Regions from separate parts of the Homo sapiens genome. Here region 2 is linked to region 1. The links are chromatin loops, found by intact Hi-C in ENCODE. Cell type or tissue: PC-9. All regions are shown on one strand. Each heading gives the region's core, and the rest is flanking DNA. Links, peaks and the distances in the headings are about the cores only.

Region 1 (16,314 bases), core at 3,703-11,702:
GGGGGTAGGCATGTTGCCTACCAGGAGGTGGACATACGTGATCCAGTGTCTGAAAGCAAATATGCTTTCATTTTTATCACGATGCATTTGGTAAAACAAAGTTTAAGTATTTTAATGCACATTTTCATGGAATAAACTATATAGTAGGTACATTTCCAAAAATATACAGGAGATCTCTACCTGAAAAATACCGCTTTCAAACCAGAATTCCAAAATTAATCTTTAACTTGTTAATGGTCATTTATTTATTATTTTGTTTCTCTTGGTGTTCACAATTTGTATAATCATTGCATTATTACATAATAAAATCATTGGCATATTTCTCCATTATGTCACTCCTAAGTTAATCTTACATTAAAAAAATATGTGTAGAGACATATTTGATACCCATTTAAGGCCTTTCCAGGTGAATCAGGTGTACACATTTCTTTCTTATGTATGACGTGTACCATGTGCTGGGTTTTAGTCTAGGCACTGGAAATAGAGTGGTAAAAAATATATATATTCCGGCCAGGCATGGTGGCTCATACCTGTAATCCCAGAACTGAGAGAGACCAAGACGAGTGGATAGCTTGAGGTCAGGAAGGCGAAACCCTGTATCTACTAAAAATACAAAAATTAGCTGGGCATGGTGGCGCATGCTTGTAATCCCAGCTACTCAGGAGCCTGAGGCATGAGAATTGCTTGAACCTGCGACACAGAGGTTGCAGTGAGCCGAGATCACACCACTGCACTCCAGGCTGAGTGACAGAGCAAGACTGTGTCTCAAAAAAAAAAAAAAAAAAGATCCTGCCGTCATCGAGTTTATATTCTAATAAATTGGACAGATTTCATATGATGGGACATCAAGTGAAAAATATGTAAGCTTTCATTCTAACAAAGAAGATGTAACACGTCTGTATCTTCTGGTGTTAGGCCTATTCCTTTTGGCATTGATAATAAGATAATCAGCTATTATATAAATTATAAATGTCTTTCCCAAAACAAATCCAAATTGGAATAAAAATGAAAAGAAATTTCCACCTCATGTGCACTGTGGACTTCAGATTATGTCATTCATTTTCCTCCTCTCTCAAAGTATTTGTTTTGTGAAATTTTATGCCAACTTTATAGCAGTGGGGTTTCTAAATGAGGTGCTTAAAATCTTATATTTAAAAAACATAAAGTTGCTTTTAGTTATGAGTATATTTTCATTTTTAAGCTTGTATTTTGTTAATTTTAATAAAAATTTAATGTTTTTTTAATCCTATCAATATATGCTAGGGTTCCCCAATTACCCTAAGTGCATGATAGCAAATTGTGACCCCTTTTTAAGTGACTGAATGAAAATTTACTGAATAAAATGAATTTTCTTATACTTTTAAAAAGATCAGTATTTTATATTGATAATAAGATACTGTTTTGATCTTAAGAGCTTGTTATTACTTCCCAGAGTTGTCAGAGTGTTTGATTTAGGGAGTAAGAATCACTAGACTCCAGCCCACCAATTTAGTATAGACCCCCAGATGACTTTCTGTAGCAAGGATTATACCTTTCATTTGCTCTTAGTCCTTTCAGTATGCAAGAAAGCTCCAAGACAATGATAATGATCTCCATTTACAGAGAATAAAACTGAGGTTCAGAAACCCTTGGGCACCTGCTCCAAATCACCTCTCCTGGAAATATGCGGTTCTGTAATTGTTTCTTGCAAGCCCAGTGCTATTTTCTGTAGTCCACAACACCCTGATCTTATTAGACGTGCAGTGATCTATGGGTACTCAGATAACTGGACACCCATTGAGGCTCTTCACTGTGTCATTTCTAAGTTTATTAGAATCTCTATAAAGTTTAAGACCAACTTTTTGAGCTAACTTAATTGTTGGTATATGCTTTAGAGTAGACAAACAGAATCAACAAAATGAATATGAATTTAAAGCAGTATCATGGAAGAGTCTGGATCAGAAAACTATATTACGCTTAAATGTAAAAAAAGATGAATAGACTTGAAATTATTTGTATTTTTAATAATTTTAGTTTTAGAACTATTTGATATCAAATGTTATATTCTTTGAAGCATGAACTTCTTTGACAGAATAAAACTACAAGAGTTTACACTGACTTCAAGGAAATTTCTAAAAGTTAACTTTACAAAGTATATAATTCATGAGTCAGTAGTTGGGTTAGAAACCATGACTGACATGCCTCTCGTTATTTTTATAATGGTAAATTTTTCCAATAATTACACTGTATATATGATTATTACAATGGTTGGGGTGACTTTGGTTAAAAAAAAAAAAAAAACCAACACAGGAATCCTTTTGCATGCAGATCACTATGGAAGCTTATCAAATTTGATAAAGAGACAGCCCATTTCTTTCCTGACCTAAAACAGAAAGGCCAATGATGTCAGATCCCAGGCTTTTAGGGCAGAGCCCAAGGCTGTGCGCTATGTAGTAATTAGTAGAAGCCACTAGTCAGTGCTTTGGACAATAATGACAGAAGTATGACTAAAGAAACTCGACAGTGATTTTCTTTGATCTGCTTTTAATGAGGATATATTTACTTTTCCAAAACATTCTTTAGAGAAAATTTGTGTTGACAACATTAATATTTTTAGAATTCACTCAAAAGCAACTGTTTTAATGCATTCATAACATTGAGTCTAAAATGGTTTATAAGAGTGTTTCTCAAACTTCAACCATAACCCATTGTGAGAAATACATTTTACACCATGATCTGTACACACAAGCCTCTGCATTTGTGTGTATATATAACTGATATGCATCAGTATACCTCCAGCAAGAAATACAGGCTATTTTCTCTTTTTTTAACTGTGTCATAATCTGCAGTTTAAAAAACATATGATTTTCAGCATTTAAATTCTATGACTTTTTGTACCCTGTTCATATTTTCTCTTCTGTATAATGCAAAAGCTGTTAAAAGTTAAATTTCTACAAGTACATGGCTAATGCCACATATCAAAAACTATACTTGATTACATAGTAGTGTTAGAATGCACACAAAGGTAGAGAAAGGGTGATTACCATCATCAAAAGGCAGGTATTAAAATCTTCTTTTGGTCCTTTGAGAACAAGGGCCTAAGGAACTAGGGACTTGACTAAAGAGAAGAACGGCCATCCATAAAAGTGAAATTCAGGATTCTTGACTTGAGCTTCAGGTAGTGTTAGTTGTACCGAGTTCCATCAAAATGTACTCGAGGGAGTTGGCTATTCCTTGACTTTCCCACAGTGCCTCTGCAGGAGGCTATGCCCAGAGCCTCTGTCCTGGGGAAAATCTCCTCAAATCCTGGATACTAATCCAAGAACAGTATGAAAGTACTGCAAAGTCCACAGTCTGTTTCTTTTAAATACAGAATTCAAGAGGCACAGGGATAATGATCTATTGAAAATGGTTCTCTTTTTTAACAGGTATGAAAAATAAGACTATATCACAGCTGAATTGTAACAGGAATGCTTCTCTGTCAAAACAAAAGTAAGTTCCCCTTTCAAATTTAACTCACAGCAAACAAAGATAAATCAAGTAACTTCAATTACTATTTTAAATGTTCCATGTTCTCATTTGAATGACTATTATGTTAATATGGTTTTAAAAAAGTTATATATGTCATTCAAATGCTGATATTAAACTGAAATCTAATGGTGTCTTTGGATAACGTCTAAATTGTTCGTTAAGATTAATATAATGCAATATGAAGACTATTTTGCTTGTAATTTGTTGAATAAGGTTAGAAATATTATAGGTTTCATTTGATCAAATTTTGTTTATGCATTTGTGAACTTTTAGATAGTCATTAGATGACTTTTCCACAGATTTACAGAAACAGTATGACTTTTTTCTTTTTTTTGGAGACAGAGTCTTGCTCTCTTGCCCAGGCTGGAGTGCAGTGGCATGATCTCGGTTCACTGCAACCTCCACCTCCAGGTTCAAGCAATTCTCCTGCCTCAGCCTCTTGTGTGGCTGGGATTACAGGTGCCTGCCACCGTGCCTGGCTAATTTTTGTATTTTTAGTAGAGACGGCGTTTCACCATGTTGGCCTGGCTGGTTTCGAACTCCTGACCTTGTGATCCATCTGCCTAGGCCTCCCAAAGTGCTGGGATTACAGGCGTGATTTTTAAGTGCTATAAATTTACAGTGATAATTTATTATATTGTTCCTAAGAAATAGACTATTTCAGCTTACAAATATCAAGGTATAAAGGATGATTTGGACAATTATAGAAATGTTTAGGCAGTTTGTAAATAGGTCCCCATGATAGCCCAATAAATTGTGTGCCCTGTCACTTGGCATGTAACATTTAGGATCATGTCCGCTGGTTTGCAGCATTACAGAAGAGGGGAGGGTAAAGAGAGAGAAGGGAGATGAAGGAAACTGCATGGCACGCTATTTTCTGCCAGGACCGCAGCTAGATCCATGACCTGCAACAGCCTGTATCATTTTTCCAGCAACCCTAGGATGTACACATAAGGGTTATTTACAGAAAAGGGAACCCAGGAACTGAGGTGTTAAGAAAACCTGGTGCATGGTCATATTGCTAGCTAGCAATAGAGCCAAGTTTGAAATCCGTGTTTGTCCCATTTTATCACATTGTCCCCTATGCCACAGTGTTTAGCATCCTATCTGGCCTGGGAGACAAGAAACGGCAAGAATAAGGAGCTTGGAATATTGTACATCAAAGTGAAGTTCTTTGTGAAACAAAATTTTATCCTCTCAAGAATTTTGAGTAGGAGTTACCAAAATCCTGTGGAAATTTCTTGCATTAAATGACATTTATGAAATACTTTAAAGGCTATTAAAAACATTTTCCCTACCCCACACCAAATCCCAAAAAAGGTACAGTGTCTAGATTTCCAAATTGGGAATTGTTCTCACTTTGAAAAACGTTTTTCTGAACTTTGTGTTAGGTCTTTAGAGAATGATCTATCACTGACGTTGAATTTGGATCAGAGACTCTCTCTGGGTTCAGATGACGAAGCAGATCTTGTCAAGGAACTTCAGAGCATGTGCTCCAGCAAGTCTGAGTCTGATATCAGCAAGGTGAGCAGTACAAATGGGGGGCATTGAATGGCTCTACTCAACAGCTGGGAGACTTTTGGGGGACCACAATTCCCTAAAAGAAATTCCTTATTGATAGTATGGTTAATGATCCAAATCAAACCATCCCTCACCTTGCTTAGAAAGGCCGTTTCTTCCTAAATATCATTTATACAATAAAGGAGCTCTACTTTGTGAAGCCTGCTTTTCCAAACTCCTCCAAGACCTGAAGTTAAAATTGTATGTTAATTGCATTAGTACAAGTCACATCAATTCATTTGGGCAGCTTTTCTTTTTTATTTTTGGAGATGGAGTTTCGCTCTTGTCGCCCAGACTGGAGTGCAGTGGCGGGATCTTGGCTCACTGCAAGCTCCGCCTCCCGGGTTCAAGCAGTTCTCCCTGCCTCAGCCTCCCAAGTAGCTGGGATTACAGGTGTGTCCCCCACAACGCCTGGCTAATTTTTGGACTTTTTAGTAGAGACAGGGTTTCGCCATGTTGGTCAGGCTGGTCTTGAACTCCTGACCTCAGGTGACCTGCCCGCCTCAGCCTCCCAAAATGCTGGGATTACAAGCGTGAGCCACTGTACCCAGCCTGGGCAGCTTTTTATATAAGCCTAAATTTGAGTTTCCTCAGATATTTTTCCTTTCCACATTCCTAACTTTGGCATATCAGTCATCTATCAGTAAGAAAATTATAACAAGCATCACAGCAGACTTATGTTATAGACCAAGCAACAACTTTCTTTGCAAATGAGAAAAAGAATTAGCTTGTATAATGCATATCATCATAATCTCTAAGCTGTGAAATTTGAGACCAAATATGGAAAACAGTGACCTGAAATCTCACAGAAAACATGGACAGCATCAAGTTCAACCTGTTTTGGCACTCTAGTATCTGCAGCAGGTTTCACCGAGCTGCCTTGATAGATGCCTTATGAGTGGCTGTAACGTTCAGCTTCCCCTGAGACACTCAACTGTATTATTTGAATCGTCATAATATCTACGACAAAGTAGAATTCACTCTTATTTAACTTTGTTGGAAACAAAGTATATATCCACTGGAAAAGTAAGGTAATGATTAAAATCTTGCAAATTTTATATCCTTTCTTTACTTGCAAAGTGCCTTTTTTTTCCCTAGAGAGTTCTTCTGGTCTTCTTTTGACGTTTTAAGTGGATTCTTTTTCCTTAGAGGATGTTTCTCATGCATTTGCTGTCAGTTTTACATTAAGACTTGAAGTCTTTCTTTCATGTGAACAGTTCAGGACTTGAGGGGCAGGGAAGAGGATAAGAGTAACACTTCTGCTGTGATTTCTCCACCATTTAGCTGTGCCTTGAGTATGCACAGTGTGACTGTGGAGACATGACCGGGCAAATTCTGTATTTTCTAGATTGCTGATTCCAGGGATGATTTAAGGATGTTTGATAGTTCTGGAAACAACCCTGTACTTTCAGCAACTATTAATAATCTGAGAATGCCAGTGTCACAAAAGGTAAGTGTCCCTTTCTCCCCAAAGTGAACAAAGGATGATTGCTGTGGAATTGACTTCACAAATCATCTTTCAGTGTGAATCACAGAGTTATTTTTTTAAACCAAAGCTAAGAACTGAGAAATAGGATAAAGGTAAAAGTGTTCATTAGGTTTTAGAAAGAGTACTTATAGAATATTTTGGAAAAAAATGACATAGGAAAGCATTACTTTTTTCCCTTCAATTTGATTCCAAAATTTTGGGTGTCTGTTGAGATCTCCATGTTTTTTTTTTTTTCATTTTATATGACAAAACTAGAAATATTGTAGTTCTGCCTTATCCTCAGGTGATGCCTGAAATCTAAGATAGTACCAAAGTTTATATACACTATATTCCTTCAATCCGATAACCTAGAGGGCTACTAAGTGGTCAGTGTGTGGGTAATGTAGACAGAATGAATAAGTTGATTCACATCCAGGGCAGAACAGAGTAGGATGGTGCAAGATTTCATCATGCTACTTAGAATGGCCTGCAAATTTATGAATTGTGTATTTCCAGATCACAGAAAACAAAATTGTGGATGCGGGGGTACTAAGGTAACAAAACTGTCATCTTGGTTGTTCCTAAGGTTTCCTGCATTTTAGAAAATTAGAGTTAATTATAACAAAACAAAGCACTGAGTGATAACATAAAGGTCTTATACATTGCAAAAAAAAAAAATCTCAATTTTATTTCATCCTGACTTTCCATAACATGCATTACATTTCAATGAGACTTTAAAAATAAGTCTGAATGGCAACTAGAAGAACCAGGATTCCAGTAGACTTCCTTAACCTTTTGAAATAGCTTCCATGACTACAGCACTGCACCATTATCAGTTGGTTAATAAATGGCAAGAGCTGGCACAGCATGGTATTCCTGGGTGAGCAGAAACAATGAGAAATGTCTCACTCATTAGTTGTGAGGATGCAGACTTCACAGAAGCACTTTGTAATATATGGTTTGTTCACCAAACCATGTTGATTGATTGTAAGCCACCTTGGGAGTAGATGAGAACGGCAAAGACCTGTGTGTGGGTGGGAAGGTGGGGCGCAGAGAGCAGGATTATAAAGTAAGCATGGTGAGACTATTAAGTTATTAAGCTTTATCTGATCACCTAGCGGCACTGGGCCCCACAGCCCCGCTCCCTCACTGCTTCATTAAGTTTTGATCCTGGCTATTACATGTGGAACTATGTGAGCTGCATGCATTGGGAGAGCAGGTATGGGAGTGGGAATTTACACGGCTGGGGGCTCTAATACAAAATATTTAACATGATGTCCTGTGAAGAAAAGCATGGCTTTCAAGCTCACTCTATCATAATGTCTGCCTTTTTTTGTTCAACTGGGAACAATTTAGAAGCCCAGCAAAATTTGGAGGATGACCTAAGAAGGTGACCTGGAGTCAGCACTGAGCCTTCTGGTTGGAAAACAGTCTAGGGCCCATCCCTTTGCTATCTTTAAAGCCTCAACTCACTCCCCCTGTATTTATTGGCTTGCTCTGAGCTGTGCTTGACTGGACGCCAGTCTCTAGGACCCAAGAATTTAGGATTCCTTGTGGAACATCGTCAGTGGAAGGGGCCAGGAGGATCTTAGCAAGAGGAACAGTGAACCACCTTCCCCATAAGCCCAAATCACTTTCTTGTGTAAAAATAGAGAATGGCTGCTGCTTAAATGTCTAATAAAGAAACAAACATTGTCATACCCCTATTTCTCTGTCACATGACCATATTGAGTTGCTACAATAAGGTACTGTCCACAAAAAAAAAGTAGTACTGAAAGTCAAAGTTCTGGGCAGCTTTGTTTAAGATATTTTTTAAAGCGAGTCCTTTTATACTATCTGGGCTCTTATACAAAGAAAAAAAAACTATGTTATTGTTTAAATGTGCAATTTGATGTGGGAATTAGGACCGCTGCCTCCTAGTCTTCTCTCCCTTTGCCCACTGAAGACACTTATTTGGAGGGACTCTTCCCCAAGAGCTAGATGATGTTTTTCTCAGAAAGTGCCAGCAGAGGGCAAAGTGGTACTTACTGTTGGCAGCCTTCTGAAACCTTGACTGGCTGATGCCTTTTCTCTTCTCCTACTCAGCTGGTATTTCTGGGTTAGATGCCCAGTTTCTTCTGTTATCAGGAAGTATCTCCATTTAGAGGTAAGAGTTTCCTGGGTTAGTTGAAATCACTTTCTCCTTCATGGCCAGAAGGCTGGCAATGCCTCCATTGAAGAGGGGCCCTGCAACCATCATTATCTGTTGGAAAACAAAAATGAGTAAGTTATCTTTATTATTTGCAACAATATAACTCCTCACTGCTCTAACAGTAAGGGAGAGTAATTGGGTTTACTAATCAAGTGGCATTTAGCAGGCCTTCTGAATTAAAAACAAATATACATATTTAAATCAACAGGAAGAACAAATGTTAATAAATGTTTTCCTTTTATGTAAATCCAAACTAATCCTCTGAAAGGACAAGTTCACATCTTTGGTTGCATGATGAAATCCACTTGAGGCTTCTTTTTTTTTTTTTTTTTTAACTTCAGGGCCTGGACTCTAGTCTGAGGGGAAGCCTGGACAATGGGTTTTTTAAAGGTCCCTGGTGATTCTTACATGCATCCAGGGTTGAGACCCACTGTTCTAAAACATAGCCCTGATCTGTCATCTTCATTTTCCACCCATTTCTTTCTTTCCAAATATATCTTTAGAGGGATTGAGATGCCTTCATGTAGCTTTTCACATGTTCCTTTTTTACATGTAATTTACTACTTCCCTCTGTACTCCTCCCCATAGAACCTTCTCTCGTCACAGTCCTGTGCCTCTTTAAAGACTCACCCCCAATGCCACCTTCCCTACATGTTGTTCTTTTCCTCCTGCCCCTAACTTTCCCATCTAGAGGAATTACAATATCTTCTTAGCTTCTAGTAGATGCTGTGTATTGAATGAATTGCTCTGATTTACCAATTCTTTAAGGCTAAATAAAACTTACTTTAGGTCAGTGCCTTTCTACACAAATTAGTTTTTGAGTTTAACATGCACAGCAATATGGATAGTAAACGTTATACATTTAATACAGATAATTCGGGGGTTTTAGCCCAGGAAGCATTAAACACCTGTAACTCTCCTGCTCCTAAACTCCGCTGCCCCCTAGGCTTGACTTCCAGGGTGTCAGGAGCACTTTTCAGGCAGGATGCTGTGCATTGGTCACCTGCTCTATTCTTGCACTCCTGGCCTTGAATTGCTGTGGCTCACGCTAAGCCCAAGTGATTCTCCATGTTCTCATCCTAACTCCTTCCATTCTAGCCTCACACTTCCAGGGACTGACCAAACTACATGTTTTTAGTTGTTCTGGGTACTTCTCAGTACTTTATTTCATGTGGATATTTCCTGCCTCAGACCATGAAGGTACACTCCCCTCACCATCATGTTGCAGGTACAGAAACAGACTAGAACAGTGTATGTCTCCTTTCCTTCCTCTGGGCCATGGCATTAATTAACTCTGTAGATTTGACAATAATGGCAAAATTAAACAACTCCCCTCACCACCAGATTCTGTATAGCAACTAACTGTTATCCTTATTATAATGCCATATTTCATGTTTTCTGAATACTACGTATGTGTTGCATTTGCTGGTGTTTTAAACCAAATTACAAGTTCTAATTGGCCTTAGTAGGCCCATGACCAAGTCCCATTTTGCGGACTTAACAGTAATTTCTTGTTAGGAAAAATGAGATTGGATCCTGGTACCTGCACTGTTTTTACAGTTGTGACTATCACCATCCAACTCATGACAAGCAATGTAACTTCTCATTTTCTTTCTGGTAACTTGACAGCATAAGCATCTTTACAAAACAAAAGCAGAACATACTAAGCAGATTCGCCCTTAACATACCATCAAGTACACATGGAGGTGACGAGGATGGACTAGGATGTGTTCCCTCACCAGATGTAGCTCAGCCTTTTTCCAGGCTTCCTCGGACGTAGTTAAAACCGAGCCCATCTGTTTTTTGTTTTATCAGGAAGCTCTTGCCTTTCTAAGCTAGCTTCTTGCAGTCTAGACTTCTCTTTCCTTTCCCTGTAAATGCAGGTGGCCTGGACCCCAGATTTGTCCCCTCTTTATTCTCCATTACATATTTGTTGTTTCAGTGTTTTTATATTTTCCCAAACCACTAGCCAAGTATATATTAGAGTTACATTGCTGTTCCACTTAAGATTAGCTGAGTCTGAAAATCTGACCCCAAGAGATTTCACTTTGGTGATTTAGGGGTAGTTTAATGAACATGTTGTGTTGGGCTTTAAAGAATTAGGACTTTAACAGGGAAGTAAAGGAAAAATAGGATTTAAAGGGGATTGGAGCCAAACTTTAAAAGAACTTTAGTGACATGCCAGTTAGTGAGGACTTATCCTTTACCTTCCTATTCACACAAACACAGCCATAATTCTCTGCCCATTTTGTGGGTAACATTGGATTAGGTTGGTGAGGAGAGAGAGAAAGGCAGCTGCTAAAGATAACTGAGGATTTCCTGCTAAATTCACTGGGAGAGCAGCATTAGCCAGTAATGAGCCAAGCGGAAAGGCTTTAGAAATTAGTATTGAAGAAATGCAATAAATACAGTTTTAGAAAGAATTTGAAGTGTGGCTAGACATATAGGTGAATTAGTGGGGTGGAAATGCAGGAGATAAATGAGGGCTAAAGAAAGAACTTTGGGAAATACTTAGAGCTTGAAATACTCTGAAGGGAAAGATTATCAATGTGTGACTTATAGAGGGCTAAGAAAAATGCTACCATTTAGGACAGCAGTCCCCAGCCATTTTGGCACTGGAGACTGGTTTCGTGGAAGACAATTTTTCCACGGACCTGGGTAGTTTCCGGATGAAACTGTTCCATCTCAGATCTTTAGGCATTAGATTCTCGCAAGGACTGGGCAACCTAGACCCCTCACTTGCACAATTCACAAGAGGGTTTGTACTACTATGAGAATCTAATGCTGCTGATCTGACAGGAGGCGGAGCTCAGGTGGTAATACTGGCTCGCCCCCGCTCACGTCCTGCTGTGCTGCCCAGTTATTAATAGGCCATGGACTGGTCCACAGCCTGTGGCTTGGGGACCCTTGATTTAATTGCTCAATGGAGAAAAAGGATAGTGAGGAGTTAAGCTAGGCGTTCTTTGGCCGCAAGATTTTTTAAAATCGTATGTCCATGCCACACCCCAGAACTATTAAATATGAATCTCTGGTAATAGGGCCCAGCCAATGACTATTAAAGCTCCCCCAGGTGATTCCAATGTCATATAAGACGATACCCAGGAGAATGCAACTGCCGCAACTGCCAGATGAAGCCAGATTTTTCCTGTTAAATTTTAGTTTTGTTTTAAATTCTTGTAATGGTTATATTGCTGTTGGGTGCATTATTACTTTTGAAGAGGAGAAGTTATCAAGGTCAACTCCTTCAGAGGCATTCAGAGTAGGTCACTTAGTAGGAGTCATGTCATGTTTGTTAGTTTGCAGAATTTAATGCAATATAGGGAAAATACCTTGAGTGAAAGTTGGGAGACCTGAGGTCTTGTCCCAGCTTCACCACTCCGTTCACTGTGGGCAAATCATCTTACCTATCCAGCTCTCAGATTCTTCATGGGCAAAATGAGAGACATTGACCAGGTAATCACAGGATTTCTGAAACATTAGAGAAATGAGAACATGCAGCTTCCAAGTATGGAAGATCTTGAGTGGCCTAACCATAGATGAATGTAGGTTCTGCTAGGGAAGGAATGTTTCTCTTATGTTTTCTCCTATATGCCCCCAGATTATTTGATTATTGAGTAATAGTTCACTTTTAAGACTTGAAAGTAGAAAGCAGAAAAGTTAGGTGATTTACCCAAGGTGACATAGTTTGTAGAGCTACCTACAAATGGGACTACTCCAATTTGGTGATTTCCTCATGCCTGTAATTTTGTGAAGTTTCTGTTGGTAAGGAGATCGACGCCTTAGCACTTGATTCACTGACTCCTGTATTTAGGAATTTTGTAACAGCAGATGGATTAATGAAAATCATGCAGTAAGTCTATAGGAAATTAATTACTCAGCTTCTCCTCTCCATTTTCTTTTGATTTTTCACGAGAACCTATAGTTTTAGAGAGAAACTCCTGTACATTTGCTCAAAGAGGAGGCAGGGGTAGGGCTCATAACAGGAGAAGTTTGTGATAAACTTGTGTGGTTTCTTGTCTCTTACAGGAGGTCAGTCCTCTCAGCAGCCATCAAACTACTGAATGCAGCAACAGTAAATCAAAGACTGAGTTGGGTGTTTCAAGAGTTAAATCTTTTCTTCCTGTTCCTAGAAGTAAAGTCACCCAGTGTTCCCAGAACACCAAAAGAAGCAGCAGCAGCAGTAATACAAGGCAAATAGAAATCAACAACAACTCAAAAGAAGTGAATTGGAACTTACACAAAAATGAACACCTAGAAAAACCTAACAAATAGGCCTGCCTACAATATTCTCATTATTAACTTCCTCTATTTCACACAGAAACCAAGGACAACAAGATACAAATACCTTTAAATTGATAAAATGTTTTCACTGTAATATAAATTATGAGTGCGGGACCACTATTCAATTTTTTTTTGTAAAGAATGTATTTATAACCAACATTTTGTTGCTTTTTTTTTTAATTCTGTAGGATTGAACTTCAATACCAGGAAGTTATGCCAACTTTTCAAGTAGTTTTATAATAGAAAAATTGTAATAGTTTTAATCAAGATGTTCAGGGGTATTAAAACAGAACTGTGTACTGTATATCTGTATATATGTATATATGTATGTATATTTAAGGAAGTCCAGAAATCATACTGCATACATGCTACAAAAAAGTAGCAAAAAAGTACAAAGTTGGCTTAGATAACTTGTACCGTTTTAAATGGAGATCATAATTTTATGTTCACTTGATGGGGAATGACTAGAATGGGGCAATAACAAATCATTTCTAAACAGTTATTTTCCATTAAAAGCCATATTAAGTATTTTGCTTGTTAAATTCTAGTTTTATGTTTTAAATCTCTTAGTGGTTACATTGCCATTTGGTAGCATCATGTATATATTTATGCTTATAAGTTTGCATTATGACTCCTGTAAAATATGAAATTATAATGCAATAAAAGTGTTATCTTTCTTACAAAAGTTTTGTACCTAAGTGGATATAGATAACTGCATAAATGAATAAATTCAGAATTAACTCCTTCAATATTTCTAGTAGCACAACTGATAATATTGATATTTTCTACAAATGTTACTTCTAAAATTACAGACAAAATTACTTACACAATTCAGTTAAGATGCTTTGACACTGAATAAAATATTGATTTCATGAAATCATTTTGCTGTACTTTTTATCTATAGCTCTTTGTAGTCTCTGTAACAGATAATTTGTGTTCAATTTATCAATGCTCATAAAACTTGCCCTCCCATGTTAGTATTTCACTAGCTGTTCACAACAAGACTCAACCCTAATTAGAAACATCTTAAATACTTAAATGGAGCACCAGGAATTGGGTGCTCAGAGTTAAAACACCTTCCTTTTTTTTCATAAATACCAAAGAAGTATGATTTTGTACCAAGAATCATTTACTTGTCCAAAGTCATTGAAAGCCTTTTTTTCGCCAGAATGGTTATTTACAATGAAGTGTACATACCTGCATTGTATTGCTGTTACAAAACTGCACATACCTTAAAAATAACAATATGTAGTAAAGATTATGTCACTGATCTTGAGAACAAAACTGAATGCTGTCAAAATCATAGATCATATCTAGATTCAGGTGGCTCTAATGTGGTTTTTTTCCTGCTCACATACACCTGCTTAGATTATATCTAATTTGATTTGTTAGTGATAAGGCATTGTGTTTTATATTAGCAGCTTTTCTGAAGATAAAGATCCCATTAGTGTACTCAAGGACTAGAGGTGAGAAAACAAAACCATTTTTGGAATACATTATTAAGATGACTTGTAGTAATTGATCCATGTGACTGTCAGTAACATTCAACAAATGCACTTTTTGTAATTGAGGGCAGACTGCAAGATGTCTAAAAAGGACATTTAGAACACGGCTTTCAAATACAGGTATAATACCAGTGGGTCATTATAGCAATTTAGTGAGTTACAACTAGCATTAAAAATTAGAAAATGTCAGAGTCATCTTTTATTGTCTCACAGTCAATACAAGAACTGTTGGTGAGACTTTTGTTTCTATCGTGGATGTAGGAATGTATGTATATGTGACACAAAATATAACTGGGTCATGGTCAAATATCTTTGAGAGTCAATACCCTATCATGGCACCTAGTGTTGGCAGTTCTTAACTGCATTACTTAAGTGGAGGCTGCATTGAGGGGTCATATAGTCTTTGGTGGTAAACAGCCTTGGGGATGAATTAAGCACTGCCATTTATTAGCTGTGTGGCATGAGACAAGTTAATCTTTTTTTTTTTTTTTTTTTTTTTTTTAAGATGGAGTCTCTGTCACCCAGCTGGAGTGCAGTGGTGCAATATCAGCTCACTGCAACCTCCACCTCCCAGATTCAAGCGATTCTCCAGCCTCAACCTCCAAGTAGCTGAGATTGCAGGCATGCACCACCACGCTCAGCTAATTTTTTATTTTTAGTAGAGACGGGGTTTCACCATGTTGGCCAGGCTGGTCTTGGACTCCTGACCTCAAGTGATCCACCTGCTTCGGCCTCCCAAAGTGCTGGGATTAATTACAAGCATGAGCCACTGTGCCTGGCACATCTTTTCTATTACGTTTTCTCTGTAGTTAAAAAAACCTACAGGTTGTCCATGAGTGTTAGATAACGCAGTAAAGCCTTCCTAGTTGCCTCACACATTCATAAAATAAGTAATCAATATCTCAGAACTTTTTATGGTATTCTATATGAAGCAAATTTTAAGGATCAGAAGTTGGAGCAATACAATAACAGTAGGAGACTTCAATATCCCGCTTTCAACAATGGACAGATCATCCAATCGATATGGAAATATTGAACTTAAACTACACTTTAGACCAAATGGACATAGGTATATACAGAACATTTCTTCCAACAGCAGAATATATTCTTCTCAAGCACACACAGAACATTCTCCAGGATAGGTCATTATTAAGCCACAAAACAAGACTTAGCTTTAAGAAGATTGAAATCATATCAAATATCTTTTCTGACCTATGGTATGAAATTAGAAATCAATAAGAAATTTCAGAAAATTCAATAATATATGAAAATTAACATGCTTAACTACCAATGGATCAATGAATAAATTAAAAGGCAAATTTAAAATGTCTTGAGACAAAAATGGAAACACCATACCAAACCTTACGGGGTGCGGCAAACCAGTTTTATGAGGGAAGTTTATAGTAATATACATTAAAAAAGGACAAAGATCCAAAATAACCTAAATGTCATACCTCAAGACATTAGAAAAGCAATCCCATTACTGGGTATATACCCACAGGATTATAAATCATTCTACTATAAAGACGCATGCACAAGTATGTTTATTGCAGTACTGTTCACAATAGCAAAGGCTTGGAACCACCCCAAATGCCCACCAGTGACAAACTGGATAAAGAAATGTGGCACATATACACTGTGGAATACTATGCAGCCATAAAAAAGGATGAGTTCATGTCCTTTGCAGGGACATGGATAAAGTTGGAAACCATCATTCTCAGCAAACTAACACAGGAACCAAACACCGCATGTTCTCATAAGTGGGAGTTGAACCACGAGAACACATGGACACAGGGAAG
Region 2 (16,314 bases), core at 5,320-13,319, 480 kb before region 1:
CCAATAGGTAATTTTTCAACCCTGAGCCTCCTCTTATACTCCCCCCATTGTAGTCCCAGGTGTCTATTATTTCCATTTTTGTGTCCATGTGTACACATTGTTTAGCTCCCACTGATAAGTGAGAAAATGTGATAGTTGATTTTCTCTTTCCAAGTTAGTTCACTTAGGATAATGGGCTGTAGCTCCATCCATGTTGCTGCAAAGGACATGATTTAATTCTTTTTTATGGCTTCATAGTATTCCATTATATATATATATAATATTATATATTATATATATTTAAATATTTTATATATTATATATCATGGAATGTGTGTATATATATACACACACATTATATATACACTCTATATATACACTATATACAATGTGTAAACAGTAAATGTTATTGTGTATATATACAAAAATGTTACATATGTGTGTATGTGTGTGTATATGTATATGTATATATGAAATATTTCCTTTATCAAATCAACCACTCATGGACACTTAGGTTGGTTCTATGACTTTGCTACTGTGAATCGTGCAATGATAAGCATACACATGCAGGTGTCTTGTTTATAGTTTCATATGCTTTATTTTTTACTGTAGTAAATGAAAAATATAGCCCCATCAAACCAGAAAATTGAATCTTGCTTGAGGACAATAATTAAAATTCTTCTTAAATCATCAAAGTCCAGGGCTTCCTTCAAATGTAAACTTTTCTTTTTTAAAAAAGTGTGTCCTTGCTATTTTTACATACCATCCGTTATCCCCATAATTACATATCACCCTTAAAATATGGCAAGAATCTCAGAAAAAAACATGGACATTCTTAGTAGCCTCTGTAAAATAATTTATTTTTAGGTGTAATAATTAACAGCAATATATCTATAGTATTAAAATTTACAAATCATTGTTAGAACTGAGCAATTCATAGGTAACCAATAAGGGAGGAAAGGAATTAGAAAGCAACCAAGAAAAACAGCTGTAAGAATATGGAGATATTCTTCATATGCAATAAGGTGGCAAATTTATTCAAAAAAGCATGATAAATATAAAGGATGAGTATATTATAATATACATGTGCACATATTAAATGTTTGAAATCACAAATTATGATTTATTTTCTCAACTAAACTGTTACTATAGAATCATAAAAAGGAAGAGAATCTTGATGATTTTTCCATTAGAGTATACCATGTTAGATCTGGCAGATGACTTTTCACTTTTTATAGTGCTCCAAAAATTGGTACACTTCCCTTTGCCTTTTGGAGACATCACTGACTTTGATATTCAGAGTGGTAAAATCATGATATAAAAATTCTTGCCCATTGAAACTCAATTATCCTATTTACTTGATTTTTAGTCCCTTTCTTCATTTTCCTTATTTAGATATTAATCTCTACTAAACAACCATTACTCTATTTAAAAAATTTAAGTCTACAGCTTGAATAATCACAGCTCTATTAATATTGGATATTAGGACCTCCCCGCAATTTTTACTCCTATATGATATCAGAAATATTAGTATCTTCTTCAAGGGAAATGGGAAAATTATGTGAGTTTTAAAAGGGGTTTATATTTCTTTCTTAAATTAGTATTCAGAGTGCCCCATAATTCTGTTCTCATATAAGCATTTCTCCTGTACAATTTAAAATCTGTTTTTTGAGATTAATTTTTTAAATGAGTCTTCTTAGAACATCTTGCTTTGGAGTTTGGGAGTTAAATCCTTTCATTAAATGTTTAAAAAGAATATATATTCTGATGTCTTGGGATAGAACGTTCTATAAATGGCAGTTAGGTCAAGATGGATGAAAGTATTGTTCATGTCTTCTATATCCCTACTGATTTAAGGCTACAGTTTTTAAAGACTGATAGGGAGGGACTTGACGCCAGAATCCTGAAGGATAAAGTAAGGTAAAAAAGTGTGTAGAAAGACAGTATAGATCAGTGCTTCTCAAACTTTAATGTGCATATGACTCACCTGGGGAATTTATTAAAATTCATATTCTGCATTTTATATCAGAGATAAAAAAGAATTCTGTTTGGGCATAGAAGTTGTTTTCACCTGCCTCTGAGATACTTGCTTCTATACTAGCACAATGGCAGCATTGTTGGTTGTTCACCCCATCCCCATTCTTCTCTTTTTCCTAACAGCAACCCTTTTTTTATTTGGAGTGGCAAAATGTCACTATAAAAGGAAAAAAATCCCTCACCTTCCTAGCCTCCCTTGTAGTTAGGGTAACCATATGACAAAGATCTGGCCAATGGCATTCAAGCAGTATATTTTGCCAGTATAGTCTGCTGGTTATAGTTGGGAAAGCATTTATTTTTCCCATATGATAATCTCACTTTCCTATTTCATCTTTCTTTATTCTAATTAGATGGAAAATATGAGTCACGAGATGACAGGCAAATTATTAGAACAAAAGGATGGCAAAGAGAAAATAGTGGCCTGGGTACTGGGTCACTTCTTTGAGTAGGTGCCCCAGTCTGAACTGCCTTGCTTTTCACTTTTCTGTTCTTTTCTCTCGAGATAAATGAACTCCTCCTGCCTGTTAAAGCCACTGGCAGTCAGAGTTTCCAGTGCTTATAGCCAAATACCATTCTAACTGATGTACTCACCAATAATAATCGTAACTTCCTTTCATATGACACTTCATGGTTTCTTCATCAGCATTATGTGTGACACAAGCAAAAACAAAAACAAAAAAACTGCCAATGTATCTATTTCAAGACATCCCCAGAATTCTGTTATTAAATAGCATTGATGAGGCAGTCAGCCAGAATGTTTAAGCTGTCCTAAATTACTGCCTCCTCTGTGTTTAGGGAGTCTGCTCTTGGTCTTACAAGTCCAAAAGCAGAATATTACAAATTCACATAGAAGTGATCAGGATCTAGAGACTTGATTTATGCCATGCAGATTCACAGGGCATTTGTTTATAAAATTTGTGCTGGAAGATTACTTGTGAACTAGGGCCAAACCCTTAATTATGACTAGGGAAACCCAGAAGATAAAGTTGCATTAAAAGCCTGCTTGATGGAAACAGAAACATACAAAAGATGGCCTTACAGGGAAAAAGTTAAAGTGTTACCACAAATGTATACATGAAATGACCAATAATTTTATTTTATATTTCAAATAACTAGAATTGTACAGAGTTTAATTTTACAGCTTTAGGGCAAGGATAAACTCATTTTTATTTTTGCAGTAAAAGGTATAAATATTGAAAATTATGTAGGTTTAAAACTTTACTATGATATAGACACATTCTCAAATTAATGAATTTTACTGAGCTTTTTATATCAAACTTACTGATATTTAATGCAAAATAATAAATATTGAGATTCTTGGTTGTACATTATAAAATGCATCACAGAGCGATTTATTGATGCAAAGGAACCGTTTTGGCTCATGTAAGTGAAAAGTCTAGGAGTCACATCTTTAGGCATCGCTGGATCCAGGTGCTGAAATGATGTCATCAGGCCCAAAATGTCTCTTTATTGCTTGATTCTGCTTTCCTGAGTTGGTATCAACTAGGAGACTCTCTCTACATGCTCCATGGCAGCTCCAGGCTCACACATACTTAGTATTAAGATTTTCTCCTCTTCTTTAATATAAAGGAAATTCAGCTAGATGATCTTTAGTTCAAAATTCTGTGATATATAAATAACTCGAAATAACTGCTAACAGTTAATGAAACATCTGATTCAGTAAAGATAATGGTTATTTACAATTGAGTATTGCATATTAAAAAGTTCATTAAAGGTTTATTTTTATAGTTATTTCAAATTTGCCTTTTGCATTTTTAGTAACTATGAGTGATACAAGCAAAACTACAACCTAGCACAAGTTGAAGTATCACAAATTTCAAGTCAATTGCTACCAAATTAGATTTTAATATAATTTAGATACTAATATTAGTGTATATGTGAAAAGTGTTTGCTAATGGGAAATTTAGCCCATTAATTGTCAATCAACAGTCAAGATTTAGAAACCTCCTTTTTTACAAGAAACAAGTAGAAACTGGGATGGGAGAATAACATTAGCAATTGCAAACCTCAGTTCGTTCCATTAAAATGTTGATTGCCTTGGGAATAGATGCTGTCACAGGAGAAAAAAGTGTAAATTCAAACACTTAAGGAATAAACTCTTATAAAGTACAATGTGATTTATCAATTAATTAAATTTGAATTCCATGGAATGAAATATAAGTCAACAAGTATGACAGTTTGCTTGTTTATTATGGAAGAATCATTAATAATTTGATAATTAAATGGTCCTGAATGGTTAGCCATGTTCTCCGCATTTAAATAAATAGTATAAACATAAATGAAAATATTAAAGTAATTTCAACGTGATAGAGACCACTTATTTTTAGTTCAGGTAGAGTTCCAACCTAATGGTAATTAAGATTCCAGATCCGAAAGATGTCATGTGAATATTGCTCTGAAAAACCAAAATTAAAGCTTTCTTAAAGATGCTGTGTAGGGCTGAGAGGTTTTTCACTTGTACCAGTGAGAGCTGCATCATTAATAGTCTTCAAATTCAGCAAGTTCTGCCTCTAGAGAGCACCAGAGCAGCTACTTATGATTTGTTTCATGACTCTGAAACTATTACTCCCTCCAATGGCTCTACAAAGCCAATATAATGTGCACTTGGATACCTAGTCCCTCATGGCTACTGCACAATGCTTAGGTTGTTTATATTTGGAAGTCAGAAAAACATGTTGCTTGAAAGGCATTAAGATGCATGGGGTCACTTAAAGCTATTGACTATATTTTCATTCTCTGTTGGCACTTAGGGAAGGCATTTCCAGATAAATGTCTTCGGTATGGCTAGTCATTAGTTCTCTAATCTGTAATTTAGACACTGCTGTCAAACTAAAACATCCAGTCCTTTGTTAAGCTCTGTTTTTTATCACTTGCCCTAAGCTATGAGCAAAATGCCTACATTGACAATAACACATTTATTAAATTGCTATATCAACGTATTCACCACTCAGTCCAGCCTAGTGTTGCTATTAAACTTTAGATGTCTCTCCTATGGGCTCTCATATCACCCAATACATATCTTCACCATGTCAGTATTTACTTGCTGGGGAGGTGGCCTTACCCTACACTTGAATTTCTCAAAGCCTGTCTTAAAGACTAGTATCTTTTAAGTCTTTGGTTACATCTAAGTTCCCAGCACTTAGCAGTGTCTGGCATTTGGTAACTCTCATTGTTGAACAGATTGTTGCAAAGTTACTTGTTTTCCTTCCATGGCACCAACCTTAAAGGTTAGAATCACCATTCCAAAATTTCCTTTCCATAAATTTATGTACATCTTTTGAAACTCTGTACTTCCAGCCTTTATCATATCTGAAAATCTGACATGAAAATGTGTCAGCTCAGTTTAATTACTGCAATAGCTTCCTAACTTGAAACAATTTGCCTCCAGTTTCTCCTTCAGGTTACCAATTCTGTTCAATGCATCCAAATTCATGTTCCCTTAAACGTCTTAGATTTTTAATCCCCTAAAATCAACTTGCTGCTCTAAGAATAAAGTATTAACTTTGCACTAGTATTGAAGGCCATCTCTTCCCTTCTCACTAATTTTCAATGAAAATTTTATTTAGATAGTGAGTTGGGGGTCCCCAAGATCATACTGAGGTTCATTGATACACTTGGAATCATAGGACTCAGAAAAGCTGCTATGCTCCCAGTTGCAGATTATAGTGAGAGGATATAGATTAAAATCAGTAAATGGAAAAGGTGTGCAGGGTGAAAATCAGGAGAAACCAGGCACAAACTTCAAGATGTCCTCTCCCAGTGGAGCTGCACAGACAGCACCTAGTTCAGCAACGGTGTTTACCAACACATGCAAAGTATTGCTAATAAGCTCTCTTGAGCCTTGGTGTTCAGGGTTTTTATGAGGGTTCAGTCACATAAATATTCAGTTCCCTCATAACTGACCTTAGCTCCTGAATCTCGTTTCCCAGAGCTTAAACTGTAACAGCAAGGCCTATGGTCTCAGGCATACAAAAGCACTCTTAACAGGTAAGACATCCCAAGGACTCAAGAGATTTTCTTCCAGGAACTGGTGAAGGACAGGTCCTTTCTTTGCAATAAAAAGGATTTGAGCCTTTACTGTACAGAGAGGTCAGTCTACTCCTTATTACTCAACCACATCTTACTCCTTCTTGCCTTCCTGTCTGCCAATTTGAAGTTTTCCTAACCATCTATGGAAATCCTTACTATCCTTAGGGTCAAGCACAAGTCATCCATTTCCATGAAGATTCTCCTCCAATCTCTCCCATATTGCTATGCATAGAGGAAAATGCATCTTTGCCATGCATGGGAAGCTTTTATATATTGCCTTCAAACACCAGTTTACCGGGCATGTCATCTCTGTTACTGTCATGCAGTAAATACTCAGGAAATGAAGGATTACTAATGAGTTGTTAAGGTTTATTCTTCTTTCTTTAATGTAGAATTTCATTTGACCTAAAATTATCCTTCCAATCTTCATAGAATATTTGGTTTTAATATACAAAATTAAATATGCAAGCTCTTATCCATTCTTCATTTCAGATCTCTGGCATATTCTCATTTCTCATTTATCTTTTCACACCAAAGAAATCTAACCTTTTTATAACTTAATCACTTTGACTCTGGTTGCTCCTTTCTGTACTTTCTCTGCCTCGTGTTACTTTTAAAAATTTGATCAAATTTTTAATTTTAAAATATGTGATTAAAAACATCACATTACCTTTGCACCAGGGAAGCATACTTTCATTTACAATAAATTTCCAGTCCTGTCCAGAATTTTCATAGTTTTTCTTTTCACCAAAATTATCAGGGAATGCTATCAATTACTTCTTAGTACTTTTCCTAGGCCACAATAAATAATTTGGAGTCCATCATTCAATATCAGGATAATTGTTAGCTATCATTAATATTGACAAATTAGTATGTTCTAGGGAGTGCTAACTGCTTATCTTAATCTTGACAGTACAAGGAAGCAGGTACTCATTTTCATAGCAACTAAGACATGGTAAGATTAATATGCTAAGCTCTGCAAACTAAGTATGACTCCAGAGTCTGTGCCTTTCACTGCCATGCTACACTGGACTAGCCCAAGACCCTAATCAACAATTTCCTTTTAAAAATCATACCTCCTATGAGTGTGAATTGAAGTGTCTCTGTAATTAGCAGAATCACAATTAAAATAAAGCTTATCCAAGTCAGATTCAGAGAGCTATTTTTTAAAATAAAAATTTAAATTTTAAAATAAAAAATTTAACTTTTAACTATCATTGTGATCACTTTCAGGGCATTTATTTTAAAATGTGAAATAAGCCATAGTGCAGCATTTTCTGGCAACTTGTATCAGTTAATGAGTTTTCTAGAGTATGATTTATTATAATCATTTTGTTGATATGAGATGAAACATGATAGCTTGTGCATATTTTCATATATCAAACAGAAACATATTAGTTTCCTGCCTGTTCCCCACCCCAACACACACTAGTTTTTAATACAAGACACAATGTATTGTGTCCCTGGAGTTGTCTCCCCACCCACCCTGACTCCTGGATTCTTTTTAACGTATTTCAAATGTAATAACAATTTGGTACCATACTAATTATATGGCATTTGTAAAGCCAGTATATGTGGAAAAAAAAAAAAAACCTACATAATAGCAAAATATATGCAGTGTAATTGAACATTACCCTAAAGAGAAGAGAGAAAGCGTATCATATCCTTGTAGGGACATTGATGGGAATTTGATACCAGTTGTAGCAATGCTTGATCTGTGCCATTTCTAACAAGTAATACTCTGTAAAATAAAAGGACTTAGGCTGGGCGTGGTGGTTCATGCCTGTAATTCCAGCACTTTGGGACGCCGAAGTGGGCAGATCACGAGGTCAGGAGATCAAGACCATCCTGGCCAACATGGTGAAACCCCGTCTCTACTAAAACAAAAAAATTAGCCAGGTGTGGTGGCGCGTGCCTGTAGTCCCAGCTACTCGGGAGGCTAAGGCAGGGGAATCGCTTGAACCCAGGATGCGGAGGTTGTAGTGAGCCAAGATTGCACCACTGCACTCCAGCCTGGCGAAAGAGCAAGAAGTGTCTCAAAAATAAATAAATAAATAAATAAATAAATAAATAAATAAATAAATAAAAATTAAAGGACTTAAAAAAAAAGAAACATTAAAAAAAGAAGGAAATGAAAAGGCATAACAAAAAACTAACACAAAAATTGAGTTAAAAAAAAACTTAATGCCAAAACCAAGAAGAGGTCGGAAAGGTATCTGGAAGAACAATTCTCAGCTCCTTCATTCCCCAGATGATGCCAGTAAGTAGGAGATGGCATACTGTTAACTAATGAAAGAAATTCTCCTGGTGAAGTCCTATTTCGCCTTTATCCTTAGAATTATGCAACCTACAGACTTAGCAATCTTAAAAGAAAAAAAATAGATGGGGAAAATAATTGACTTGAATTATATTTATTTTAAAAAGACTGTTTCTAGTTGTTTTGAATGAATCCAGAACCCATAAATTATATCCCAGAATACTGAAAGAATCTGATGAAATAACACGACCTTCGACAGTAAATCTGAGTCAAGATGATTTGGTTGAGGTAGATACAGACAGATAGAAGCTTCACAAGCACAAGAATACTGTTCCCTGGCCTATCCACAGCTTTGAGCATACTGCCTGGCATGTATTAATGGCTTGATAAGTGTCCCTGACAAAATTCCAAAATCTATTTTTTTGAAGTTTGTGGACAGGTAGAAAAGAAAGCAATGGCCACTAGGAGGCAGCATCGATTTATGAAGACTAAGCACGTCTCATGGTTTCCCACTATACAGAGGAATGAAGATCACATCAAAGCATCTGACCAAATCTCACATCAATAATCCCTATAAACAGGATGGAGCATAAGTACTAGATATCTCACAATTAAATGAATTTGTCGCTAGTTTAATGGGAGCACTATGCTATTTAATGGGTATCAATCTAAATGGAGATAGCTTTACCTTATCAACATTTTTTTCAGTATTACATGTAGACAGAAAGGAATTTTTATCAAATTTGCCCATGACTTAAAACTGAGATTCACAGCCCAAGTTTTTTTAAACCCAAAATAAGTAAAATTTAATTTAATAAAATTAAATCTATATGAGGTAATGACTATACAAGTACAGAATGGAGAGGTTCCTCTTTACATGTGAAAGACCTTTGAGTTTACACTTTCAAACTCCTTGAGTCAAGAATATTCGCTGACATAGAAACAAATTTTATTGTACATTTCTTAATACTGTAAACTTACACGTACTTCCCACATAACCTCAATTCCTCATCTATTCTCTTGTAGAGATATGGTAGTCAGTGGGACAGACGCTTAAAAAGCTGACAAGACCTATATTTTTAACTTTTATACATTGGCCTTTGACTACCTGGAATAGTATTAAATAGCTGTTTACGGTTATGTCCTCAAAATCATACCAAATGTTTAAAATGCAGTCTAATGCTACTTTTTACAACCCAAGAAGATAGCTGTTATTATCCTTATCTTGAATAAGATCCTGTGTTTGAAATCAATTCTGTGGGGTTAGAGACTCATCCCAGCAGGTAAGTGCTAGGTCTTTTAATAATTCCACCACTTTCCTTCGCTGTTTAGTGACTATTCCTTTTTGCTCCATTACACAGCTGCTGAACCACAACGAGTAGGGCCCAAGAAAATTTTTAAAGCACCTTAGGTAATTGTAATGAAAACGGCCCACAATGCAGGTTTGGGAACTGCGTTAGATCATCTGAATATTTCTCATCAGGCTTCTGATAGATGCTTGATAGCAGATTTTAAGACTATACTTTCTGATAACAGGCAGTATTGTATAAAAAGCTGAAAGACCTAGTTGAATTTGAGCACTGTTACTTACTAGTGCTACCTCTTACAAGTCACTTGACCCTGCTGAGCCTCAATTTTCCCATATATAAAATGATCATTGTAAGCACTCAGCACCAGGCCTGGCACATGATATGCACTCAATAAATACTACCTACTAATTTTGAAGATGAAGGCCCAGAATATACTAACTATATTGTCAGTTAAGAGTTGCCTTACAACCCTGGCTACTAAATTGTCTGGTTCACATGCCATTACAAAGGGCCTTTACTTTCTCATTCCCATGATGAATCTCAGGTTACACGGCTGAGGAAAATGTTGACATCGTTATTCTGTATTTGCATTAAATACCATTTAAAAGTTGTTTTTATCATACTTATATCTCACATTATTACCTTAAAAATTCCGAAGGATGTTATAAAGTTGTTAAACAGGATGTTTAAGCAAATATTAGTAAAACTTTCTCTCTTGCTCTTCTGGGATCAAGATTTGTAATATTTAGCCAAAACTGTCAGCATGTGAGGCCAAGTTACCAAAGTGCTTTGACATAAAAGCAATGTTATTTTAAACTATTAGTTTAGATAGTATCTTGTCAGTTAAAAAAAAAAAAGTCCCTTTTGCAGTTAATTGCCCTTTCCAAATAACTTTAATGAAAATATCTTGCCAAGAAACATCTCTTTGATTCATTAAGCTGGGTTTAGATTGTGCCTGAGTCACAAAGCACAGAGGTAATTACAGGTTGAAATTGATTTGCGCCTCTTTATAAATAAGAACTGATTATAGAATAAATGTCTCATTAAATATAAAATATTGACACTGTATATTAATTATGTTACTACTCATGGTTGTGGCTCCCTTACAATTCTCATGCAAAAATAAATCCAATTTTAATCGGTTGTGAGAAAACAGTCCACCATGTGCTTGTATCCAGGAATAAAGAATTACATAGATTATCTGGCATATTGTCATCACATCCTCTGTAACTATTCATAAAAACAATAATTCACATTTTGGGAATGCTTTTTCCAACATCAATCAGGAAAATACAGCTTTATAAGGTGTTTCAGATTGCAAGAATACATCACATTAGAAACCCATTATCATGAGGGACAGGACTGGTTTTTATTTGTTTATGTGTAATGTGTTGATATGCCAAGTATTTTGAGAAAAGATCTGACTCTGGACTTCATTTGTACTGTTAGAATGCATTTTTCTTAGCAACTGAACAATGTGTATTCTTATTTAATTTTTGGAATTACTTTACCAATTCAAAATGCCATATACTACAATATTTCATTCACAGTCCCTAAATTTGCCTGTTTGCCTTACCCACTTTCCATCATTTTATTAATAAATTGATTATAAAACATTATACTACAAGTCAAGTACTTATGAATAGCCAATACTAGCTAACTTCTCTAATTCTCCCAGAGACAGCCCTTAACATCAACCAAATAATTCTAGAGAATAGTGCTTCTCCCCTTATAAGGCTGATTTGAGTGAAGATATTTTCCTCCCCCAAAAAGCTATTATGTTTAATAAGTATGAAGTTTAAAATATTTTAAAATATGAATGAAACCCACCTCTAAACTCTCTATAAGGATCTATTCCAGAATTTATACAAATTGTTCATTTTTTCTTATTGAACTTGTATTAAGCCAAGGGTCAGCAACTATGCCTTCAAGCCCAATCCAACCCCCACCTCCATTTTTATAAATGAAGTTTTACTGGAAGACAGCCACTATTCATTTATGTATTATCTATGGTTATTTGTAGGCCACAATAGCAGAGGTGAGTAGCTGTGACAGACCACATGGCCTTCAAAGCCTAAAAGACTATCTGGATCTTCATAGAAAAAGCTTGCCAACTACTATTTTTAAGCACTTTCATAAAAACAAAACAAATAAACTATTTAAATTTGTTTCAATTACAAGGATGTAAATATTTTTCTATGTTCTTCTCATCACAAAGACACACACTTGGGCCTATACATGAGTTGATCAGAAATTTTATGGACTAGCCTGAATATCTAAACACTACTTACATTGTTTCTTTCAATTATTTAAAAAACTGAGTTGACGTCTTCTGAAATCAGGTTTATGGATAATGAATCATGGAAAATTGCTGACAATAATAGCTAGCACTACTTCAATACAAACTTAGAGTTTATTTACTCACATTTATAAACTAACTTTAACATTAGAAATTCTCCAATTCTTAAAAATTAAAAATTGAAGACTACATGGAATCAATTTTTTTCAAATATACTGTCTGTAAAATTCAACATTAATGTGTTCATATTACTTTCATACCTAACCAATTGGGCATCAAGAGACTTTACTAATCATCTCTGTCAATTCTACCATTCCTAGTCATTCTTAATATTCAAGTTAGAATTTTGGGCCAATCTATCAAAACCTTGTTAGCATTTTTGCTTTTCTCAAGCAAACACATTTTTACCTACCCACACCTCTCAGTGCTAGGGAGCAACTTTTAGAAGCACTAGCAAACTACCACCAGTGGAATCGGATAAATGCCAATGATTCAGATAACTCCAGCAAAGATTTACCCTCCTGTGATTTTCCTAAACATCAGGGAAAGAAAACACATATATCCTGTATTACTGTTACTTGAATGCCTGATTTATATAGCACACTAATTTCTCTTTTCCACTAGTTTCCATAAATACTAAAGTATCAAAAAGTACTACTTTTTTCTAAAAGTTTTCAAAATGCCCATTATATTTTCACACTATTTAATAAAAAAAAGAAACCAAGCTACCAAACTTATATTTAGGCAAAAAAAAAGGTTTTTTTTTCAATAAAATGTAGAAATATTTTAATTTACATATTACAATGAATCAATAAGGAGTCAAAATCCAGTGACACACTCATAAAAACTCCATATATCATCCTCAGAATAATCAGTTTCTGTACAAAGATTTACAGATGTCCAAGTATGTAGTTTTTCCTCAGTGTGCTACAGAATTTAAAGGTTCTGCTCGAATATTCCCCAAATCAAGCGCAGAATCTGTTTCTTCATCGATTTCTCCAATGACTGCACTAAAAAAGTCAGAGTTAAAACAATCACATTTCTGAAATAAATTACATGTGTTTCAAAAATCTTACTAATCAAATCAAAGCACTGAGTACCATTCTTCCAAAAAATAAAACTGAGAGAGCACAGTAAAAAGAATTAAGGTAAAAAGCAAACAACATTGGCGTGAGTCAGTGAACTGCATATTTAAGTCACAAAACTCAAGAAATAATTTGAAGGCACATTATTACAGGAACCAATATTAAAGGACACATTGTACACAGTGATTGTATCATGAATCTTTAAAGGAAACAGACACACAAGGATAGACACAGTAAAAAACCCTCAAACTTCCAAACCATATTTCAATTCAATTCTAGGACTGTATTAAAAATAAATTTCACAAAATCACTCCTAAAATAATTAGCAAGTAAAAATATCAATCATTTGAGTAACTTTGATGAATTAAATCAATGATATAGACAACAGCGATTAGATTGTTTTCCTAAGTTTTCAGTTAAATCCAAAGCCAGTTCTTCATATACAAAAATAATAGTAGGAACAAGTACTTTGGTATCTAACAAATCATTTTTGACGTGATTGGCTCAGGTTAAAAGCTAGAAAATTTTTTCTTGTTCAACACTAACATAGTATCTATAACTTTAAATTCATTAATACCACGCTAGATAACCAACCCATAGCCCTCTAACTGGAAATATTCAATGTTATCACTCAGACCACAAGATGTCTATGAAATATTATTTTTAAAAAGTATTGGTTGGGTTTACATTTGTTTGGTTTTAATGAGAGTAAATTCTTTTTTTTTTTTTTTGAGATAGAGTTTCGCTCTTGTTGCACAGGCTGGAGTGCAGTGGCACGATCTTGACTCACTCCAACCTCTACTTACCAGGTTCAAGCGATTCTCATGCTTCAGCCTCCCGAGTAGCTGGGATTACAGGCGCATGCCACCACACCCGGCTAATTTTTGTATTTTTAGTAGAGACAGGGTTTCACCACGTTGGCTAGGCAGGTCTCGAACCTCTGACCTCTGGTAATTCGCCAGCCTCAGCCTCCCAAAGTGCTGGGACTACAGGTGTGAGCCACTGTGCCCGGCCAAATTCTAAAGACGAATACTAGTAATAAGGGATTTGCCAAATTTTGCTTTAAAGTATATAAAGTCTTAAATCATCTAATAAATGAAAAATATGAAACTCTGGCAGAATGAATTAAGTTTTCTCAAACTAAAGGCCTCAATTCCACTCTTAAATATTCTTAAATTTTAAATGATAATATTCAGTATCATTTAAAATCCCTATGGTAAGCAGGGAAATGCTGATACATTTTTAAAAACCAGCTCTCTGGAAAAAAAGCGGGAGACTGATTTGCTGCATTTACTAATATCCATTGTGCAAACACTCCCACCACGGCCAATTTCAAGCTACTAACAAGACATCAATTAACCAGCTTGTAAAATTCCTTAAAATATAACAATATGCTTTCATGGGCCAGTAGAAGCTGGCTCTAGCACAAGACTTTTTTCACTGAAGTTCAAGAAAAAAAAATTGTTTTAAGTAGGAGAAACCTTAAAATCAATTACTATGCACAGCTCCAATATAAACAGTGTTGTTCTGATCCAGAGACCTGGGCCCTATCTGCTCTGTCTCTCTCTCATTACTTACAGCTCACCTTGTAACTCCACCTAAAAGTCATCTCTAAAATATTTTATAAACTCTTGATTTTTGATTACAGATCAAATTATTTATTCATCTAAAGGTGATGCTAACATAAACAACTTAAATGAGTAAATTATTCCTGCACTTTTTAAGTTATTCCAGGGGACAGTTAGTCCCCTAGAATTTGTTAAATGTTCTAGCTTAAAATTGCTAATGTATCTTTTGCTTCTTTCCAACTATATTTTGATTCAGTGTAGTACTCACTAGAAAACTGATTTGGCATTCTTCTAGCCTCTATAACTATACTAATACTGGCCACATGTAACTATTAAAATTAATTACAATTAAATAAAATTTAAAATTCAGTTCCTCTGTCACATCAGCCACTTTTCTTTTTTTTTTCAAGATGGAGTTTCACTCTTTTTGCCCAGGCTGGAGTGCAAAGGCGCAACCTTGGCTCACTGCAACCTCCATCTACCAGGTTCAAGAAATTCTTCTGCCTCAGCCTCCCAAGTAGCTGGGATTACAGGCATGCACCACCACACCAGGCTAATTTTTCTATTTTAAGGAGAGACGGGGTTTCACTATGCTGGCCAGGCTGGTCTTGAACTCCTGGGCTCAGGTGATCCACCCACCTTGGCCTCTCAAAGTGCTGAGATTATAGGCATGAGCCACGGCACGTGAACCACATTAGCCACTTTTCTTTTTTATTTTTTGACACGGAGTTTTGCTCTTGTTGCCCAGGCTGGAATGCAGTGCTGCGATCTCGGCTCACTGCAACTTCCACCTCCCAGGCGAATTCTCCTGACTCAGCCTCCCGAGTAGCTGGGATTACAGGCTTGCGCCACCACGCCTGGCTAATTTTTATATTTTTAGTAAAGACGCGGTTTCACCACATTGGCCAAGTTGGTCTCGAACTCCTGACCTCAAGTGATCCACCCGCCTCCACCTCCCAAAGTGCTGGGATTACATGCTTGAACCACTGTGCCCGGCCTTTTTTTTTTTGAATTGGTGTCTCAATCTGTCACCCAGGCTGGAGTGCAGTAGGGTGATCTCGGCTCACTGCAACCTCTACCTCCTGGGTTCAAGTGATTCTCCCACCTCAGCCTCCCAAGTAGCTGGAACTACAGGCGCACGCCACCAAGCCTGGCTAATTTTTGTATTTTTAGTAGAGACAGTGTTTTGCCATGTTGGCGAGGCCGGTCTTGAACTCCTGACCTGATCCACTTGCCTCAGACTCCCAAAGTGCTGGGATTACAGGCACCATGCCTGGCCAATTACTCTTGAACTTTTATATCTGTCTGTCCCAAGTAAACTGAGGCCACAGGGACATCTTAAGTGTGTCAATGATACTAAAAAATTAAAAGAAAATGAATAACGAGTAAGTACTTATTTATAAATACACCTATGTTATTGAGCATGAATTAATATTGTTCAAATCAGAGATTTCAAAACATTTTTCAAACTTTGGCCTTGGACTCTAGAAATATGTTCCTCTAAAATTCTGGGTATTTGAAAGAACGTTTTAAGAAGTCTCTCTAATGAAGTATTTAATATAAGGCAGAGCCCTTTCTGGACTCTACCCAGGCTACTTAACTAGTAGAAAAATGGGCAAATCTCAGGTAAAAGTTTAATTTGTAGAGAGACAGCTTTGGTTGAAACCTAAAGAAGTGCTGACATAAAATGTATACATATGCCTTATTTTACACAAACATAAGAAAAGGT

Evidence for each region. Hi-C counts contacts between places; a loop is a spot of excess contacts. Peaks named below come from ENCODE experiments on the same cell type or tissue, not always from the same donor. Only the 100,000 strongest peaks of a DNase experiment are listed, where the experiment ranks them.
Region 2: a loop joins it to region 1, with 3 times the contacts of the local background. A loop is called at or near these places in 1 of 110 quality-filtered maps.

What each region holds. Positions count from the first base shown.
Region 1 is chr7:117,708,224-117,724,537 of GRCh38, reverse strand. CTTNBP2 (cortactin binding protein 2) reads left to right here. Exons shown (of 23, transcript NM_033427.3): 20 at 3,408-3,471; 21 at 4,902-5,034; 22 at 6,419-6,520; 23 at 12,756-13,887. The coding sequence ends at 13,001. It overlaps LOC105375469 (a long non-coding RNA gene), which reads right to left and starts at 8,655. Exons shown (of 3, transcript XR_927902.3): 1 at 8,567-8,655. RefSeq lists a silencer at 10,331-10,856. In PC-9, for the core only: a CTCF peak has its summit at 8,527 (motif pointing right); a DNase peak (open chromatin) is centred at 8,587.
Region 2 is chr7:118,188,540-118,204,853 of GRCh38, reverse strand. LSM8 (LSM8 homolog, U6 small nuclear RNA associated) reads right to left here. Exons shown (of 4, transcript NM_016200.5): 4 at 819-12,942. The coding sequence ends at 12,852. Among named protein-coding and RNA genes, the nearest start is that of LSM8, 13 kb to the right of the region's middle. RefSeq lists an enhancer at 8,767-8,826 and a silencer at 13,781-13,996. In PC-9, for the core only: CTCF peaks have their summits at 8,575 and 8,782 (motif pointing right); a DNase peak (open chromatin) is centred at 8,753.